Linked DNA regions of Homo sapiens: region 2 is linked to region 1. A link is an interaction called in ENCODE POLR2A ChIA-PET data of the cell type or tissue named here. Cell type or tissue: GM12878. All regions are shown on one strand. Links, peaks and the distances in the headings refer to the core of each region. The heading gives the core; the rest is flanking DNA. Region 1 has its middle 30 kb from the start of MAPK3. Region 2 has its middle 1.8 kb from the start of DOC2A.

Region 1 (2,908 bases), core at 128-2,627:
TTCACTTAGTATAATGTCTTTGTCTTAAGCCATTCTTGCTTTGCTATAAAGAAATGCCGGAGACTGGGTAATTTACGGTGAAAAGAGGTTTAATTGGCTCATGGTTCTGCAGGCTGTACAGGAAGCATGGTGCTGGCATCTGCTTGGCTTCTGGGGAGGCCCCAGGAAACTTAAAATCATGGCAGAAGGCGAATGGGGAGCAGGCATGTCATGGCGAAAACAGGAGCAAGACAGCGAGAGGGTGAGGAGGGGTGCCACTAACTTTTAAAGAGTCAGATCTCGTGTGAACTCAGAGTAAGGGCTCACTTATTGCTAAGGAGATGGCGCAAGCCATTTATGAGGGATCTGCCCCCGTGATCCAAACACTTCCCCACAGGCCCCACCTCCAACATTGGGGATTGCATTTCTACAAGAGATTTGGGCAGAGACACACATCGAAACTGTATCAGTCTTCAGGGTTCATCTGTGTTGTAGCATATGACAAGATTTCCTCCTTTTTACAGCTGAATAATATTCCATTGTATGTCTGTGCCACATTTTCTTTCTTTCTTTCTTTCTTTTTTTTTGAGATGGAATCTTGCTCCATCACCCAGGCTGGAGCGCAGTGGCGCAATCTCAGCTCACTGCAAGCTCCACCTCCCGGGTTCACGCCATTCTCCTGCCTCAGCCTCCTGAGTAGCTGGGACTACAGGCGCCCGCCACCACACCTGGCTAATTTTTTGTATTTTTAGTAGAGATGGGGTTTCACCGTGTTAGCCAGGATGGTCTCAATCTCCTGACCTCGTGATCCGCCCACCTTGGCCTCACATTTTCTTTATCCATTCATCTGTTAGTGGACATTTAGGTTGTGTACACCTCTTGATTATTGTAAATAATACTGAAATGAACATGGGAATGCAGATATCTCTTTGAGATTCTGATTTCAATTCTTTTGGATAAATACCCAGAAGTGGCCAGGCGCAGTGGCTCACACCTGTAATTCCAGCACTTTGGGAGGCCGAGGTGGGTGGATCACTTGAGGTCAGGAGTTCAAGACCAGCCTGGCTGACATGGTGAAACCCTGTCTCTACTGAAAACACAAAAATTAGGCCGGGCACGTGGCTCATGCCTGTAATCCCAGCACTTTGGGAGGCTGAGGTGTGTGGATCACTTGAGGTCAGGAGTTCAAGACCAGCCTGGCTGACATGGTGAAACCCTGTCTCTACTGAAAACACAAAAATTAGGCCGGGCACATGGCTCATGCCTGTAATCCCAGCACTTTGGGAGGCTGAGGTGGGTGGATGACCTGAGGTCAGGAGTTTGAGACCAGCTTGGCCAACATGGTGAAACCCCGTCTCTACTAAAAATATAAAAATTAGTCTGCATGGTGGCAGATGCCTGTAATCCCAGCTACTCAGGAGGCTGAGGCAGGAGAATCACTTGAACCCGGAAGATGGAGGTTGTAATGAGCCAAGATCACACCACTGCACTCCAGCCTGGGCGACAGAGTGAGACTCTGTCTCAAAAAACATACACAGACACACACACACACACACACACACACACAAATTAGCTGGACGTGATAGCACACCCCTGTAGTCCCAGCTGCTTGAGAGACCAAGGCACAAGAATCGCATGAACCCAGGAGGCGGAGGTTCCTGTGAGCCAAGATCGCACCATTGTACTCCATTCTGGGTGACAAGAGCGAAGCTCCGTCTCAAAAATAAATAAATAAATAAATAAATAAATAAATAAATAAATACCCAAAAGTGGGACTGCTGGATCATATGGTAGTTCTATTTTTAATATTTTGAGGAACTTTCACACAGTTTTCCACATTAGCTGTACCATTTTACATTCCCACCAACAGTGCACGGGGTTTCCAATTCGCTCTCATTCTTGCCACACGTATTTTCTGGTTTTGGTGTTTTTTGTTTTTGTTTTCTATAGTGGCCATCGTAACAGGTATGAGGCAGCACCTCATTGTGATTTGGTGATATATATATATATACATCTAGATTTTGTCCACAGTTCCTGGTTCACAGCTCCCATAGCTCTTGCTAGAATGCTGGAGTGCTGCAATCCTCTGAAGCAGGCCTCATTGAAAAAAGAATCTCTTGGCTGGGTGTGGTGGCTCATGCCTGTAATCCCAGCTCTTTGGGAGGCCAAGGTGGGTGAATCACGAGGTCGGGAGTTCAAGACCAGCCTGGCCAACATGGTGAAACCCCGTCTTTACTACAAATACAAAAATTAGCCAGGTGTGGTGGCGGGCGCCTGTAGTCCCAGTTAGGAGGCTGAAGCAGGAGAATCGCTTGAACCTGGGAGGCGGAGGTTAGTGTGAGCGGAGATCACTGCACTCTAGCCTGAGCAACAGAGCAAGAATCCGTCTCAAAAAAAAAAAAAAAAACTCTCTCTCTCTGTTTGACCTTCTCCTGCTCTCCTTTCACCTGCTTCTTTTTCTCACCAAGGCAGGAATCTTCCCCTACCTTTCTGTATTGAAATTGGCCATAAAGAAACTCTCTGACATACCTTGTCTGAGTGTAGTTGATGACACCTTCATTTCGGTAGGACTCCTGCCCATACCCTGGAGGAAGGAAAGCTGCACAGAGAGGCCAAGGAGTTGCTGAACACAAGGGCCTTGCTGGGGTTCCCCATTCAGGGTATTAGTATTAGATCGTGCCCTTTTTGACCAATCACCTTTCTACACATTTGTCCATGCTTGAGTCATGCCTATCCAATTAAGTCTCCATAAAAGGCCAAAAGGACAGGGCTTAGGGAGCTTCCGGATAGCTGACCATGTGGAGGTCATACAGGAGTTAAGAAGAAATTACTTAGGCAGATAGTAAGGGTACAGAAGTCTTTGGTAAGGTTCTCCTTTTAATGAAAAGCAGCCCCAAATTATTTTCCTTTCTAACGAAGAGTAGCCTGT
Region 2 (2,908 bases), core at 214-2,713, 140 kb after region 1:
AGGAATTTGAGACCAGCTTGGGCAAAGTAGTGAGACCTTGTATATTTAAAAAAAAAAAAAAAGATGATTCTAAACAAGAGCAAAACAGCCTCTTGTGGCTGCACCCTATTTCACTGCATGGAATTACATCATGACTGATTTAACTGGTCCCCTGCTTCTGGGTATCTCAGTTGTTTCCAGTCTTTTGGAACGTGCTACATTTAAGAATTTTGAACTTCATGGCCAGGCGCGGTGGCTCACAGCTGTAATCCCAGCACTTTGGGAGACCGAAGCAGGCGGATCATGAGGTCAGGAGTTCAAGACCAGCGGGGCTAAGATGGTGAAACACCGTCTCTACTAAAAATACAAAAACTTAGCCAAGTGTGGGGCGTGCGCCCCTGTAATCCCAGCTACTTGGGAGGCTGAGGCAGGAGAATTGCTTGAACCCAGGAGGCAGAGGTTGCGGTGAGCCAAGATCGCACCATTGCACTCCAGCCTGGGCAACAAGAGTGAAAGTCTGTCTCAAAAAAAAAAAAAGAAAAAAAGAATTTGAACTTCTATTATTTGGCTTATGGGTTGGCATATCTGTAAGATAAAATCCTAAAAGTGGAATTTCTGGGTCTAAGGATTTTTTTTTTTTTTTTTTTTTTTTGAGACAGGGTCTCACTCTGTTACCCAGGCTGGAGTGCAGTGGAGTGATTATAGCTTACTGCAGCCTTGACCTTCTGGGCTCAAGAGATCCTCCCACCATCACGAGGTCAGGAGATCGAGACCATCTTGGCTAAGAAGGTGAAACCCCATCTCTATTAAAAATACAAAAAAATTAGTCAGGCGTGGAGGCGGGCACCTGTAGTCCCAGCTACCCGGGAGGCTGAGGCAGGAGAATGGCATGAACCTGGGAGGTGGAGCTTGCAGTGAGCCGAGATCACGCCACTGCACTCCAGCCTGGGCGACAGAGCGAGACTCCATCTCAAAAAAAAAAAAAAGAAAAGAAAAAAAAAGAAGAGAGATCCTCCCACCTCAGCCTCTTGAGTAGCTGGGACCACAGGCACACACCACTATGCCTGGATTTTTTTTTTTTTTTTTTTTTTTTTTTTGTAGAGACAGGGCCTCACCATGTTGCCCAGGCTGGTCTTGAACTTCTGAGCTCAAGGGATCAGTCCGTCTCAGCTTCCCCCCAGCCCAGACACTTTGGCTTTGCCCATTTTATGGGTAATAAGTGATATCTCAGGGTTTTTTGTTTGTTTGTTTGTTTGTTTGTTTTGAGACTGAGTTTTGCTCTTACAGCCCAGGCTGGAGTGCAGTGGCACGATCTCAGCTCACTGCAACCTCCGCCTCCCGGGTTCAAGCGATCCTCCTGCCTCAGCCTCCCAAGACACATACCACCACGCCCGGCATTTTTAGCAGAGATGGGGTTTCACCATGTTGGCCAGGCTAGTCTCAAACTCCTGACCTCAGGTGATCCACCCACCTCGGCCTCCCAAAGCGCTGGGATTACAGGCGTGAGCCACTGCGCCCCGCCCCCTCAGTGTTGTTGACTTTACATTTCTCTTACTTTTTTTTTTTTTTTTTTTTAAGAGACTGTGTCTCACTGTGTTGCCCAGGCTGGCTTCACTCAAGCGATCCTCTCGCCGCAGTCCCTGGAGTAGCTAGGATTACAGGCACCCGCCACCACTCTCGGCCCCATTTCTCTTATTTAAAAAAAAAAAAATTGCCGTGAAATACGCATATCGAAATGTACCATCTTCACCATTTTTAAGGGTAAGATTAGGTGGTGTTAGGTATGTTCAGTTGTCGTGCAACCAGATTGCTGTTTTAAATAACAGCACTTAGAGATGCCGACTTCGTGCCAGGCCCAGTTTGGGACATTAGGGACTCCCAGATGAATCAGCCGCTCCAGTGGAACTCCCTGCTGGTGGGGGAGGCACTGGCGAAGCGGTGCTGAGCCGAGTCCTGACGGCGCTGGAGCTGAGGGGCAGTGCGGGATGCCCCAGGAAGGCTCCTAGGAAGAGGGGACCCACGGTGACTTCCTAAGGAAGCGCGGTTCCCAGGTAGAGGAGCGCATGTGAGCCAAGATCCCTAGGCCTGAGCCGTCTAGGTGTGTCCCAGGAACTGCAGGAAACGGTTGGGTGAGTCAGTGGTGGGCAGCGAGGGTGATAAGCCCCTTCGTGTCTTCGGGATGGTAAGTTTGGGGCACAGGTGAGTGAAGACCGAAGGCCAGGGGTGGACTGACACTCCGTGGCAGGCGCAGGGCCGGGCAGGGGGGCGGCTTGGGGGTGGCAAGGTTTGGGTGAGAAATGGCAGCCCATGGGGAACTACCGCAGGGCTCTGAGACCTTCAGAGCCAAGCCCCGACGCCCCTTCCCACCTGCGGGGCAGAACTGGGGATGGCAGGGGGGAGGGTGGTTCCCAAAGGAGATACCATCCCTGGTAAGGGGACATGGGCCCCTGGGAGTTGGGTTGGGCCACAAGGAGAGAGGCCTGAACGGCCAAAGGGAGGGGGCGTGGGGGAAGCCGCAGCATCAGACCTCTGCCTCCTCCCTCAGATCGTGAGGCTCCCCAGCCTGGCTCGGGAGACCCCGAGATCCCCGGCCGGTGACAGCAGGCGACCCCCTGCTCCTGTCAACCTGTGGGTCCCTACGGACGTGGGGAAGGGAGGAGGGAGGCCCCAGCTCCCTGCGGGGGAGGGGCGTGAAGACGCGCGGGGGTGGGGGGAGATGAGCCGGCGTCGCCATGACAACGAGGCCGGTGGTCCGGCCTTGGGGACCCGGGAGGGAGGGAGGCGCCGTGGCCGCGCGCGCGGGCGGGGGCGGGGGGCCAGGTCTCCCAGGAGTAGTTGGGGAACACCCGGCGATTCTGGCGGCTGCTTCCTGGTGGCGCAGGGAGCCCGCGTGTTTGCGAGTGCGTGTGTGTGCGAAGTTCTCCGGGTA

Evidence for each region. ChIA-PET counts read pairs that join two places held together with the same protein. Peaks named below come from ENCODE experiments on the same cell type or tissue, not always from the same donor. Only the 100,000 strongest peaks of a DNase experiment are listed, where the experiment ranks them.
Region 2: POLR2A ChIA-PET joins it to region 1 with 6 read pairs; 3 of 35 experiments call an interaction of 5 or more read pairs at or near these places.

What each region holds. Positions count from the first base shown.
Region 1 is chr16:30,151,528-30,154,435 of GRCh38, reverse strand. No RefSeq gene overlaps it. Among named protein-coding and RNA genes, the nearest start is that of MAPK3, 30 kb to the right of the region's middle. In GM12878, for the core only: no CTCF peak of the experiment used is centred there; no DNase peak of the experiment used is centred there.
Region 2 is chr16:30,011,327-30,014,234 of GRCh38, reverse strand. It overlaps a transcript of DOC2A not described here. Among named protein-coding and RNA genes, the nearest start is that of DOC2A, 1.8 kb to the right of the region's middle. In GM12878, for the core only: no CTCF peak of the experiment used is centred there; no DNase peak of the experiment used is centred there; H3K27me3 peaks cover 470 bases.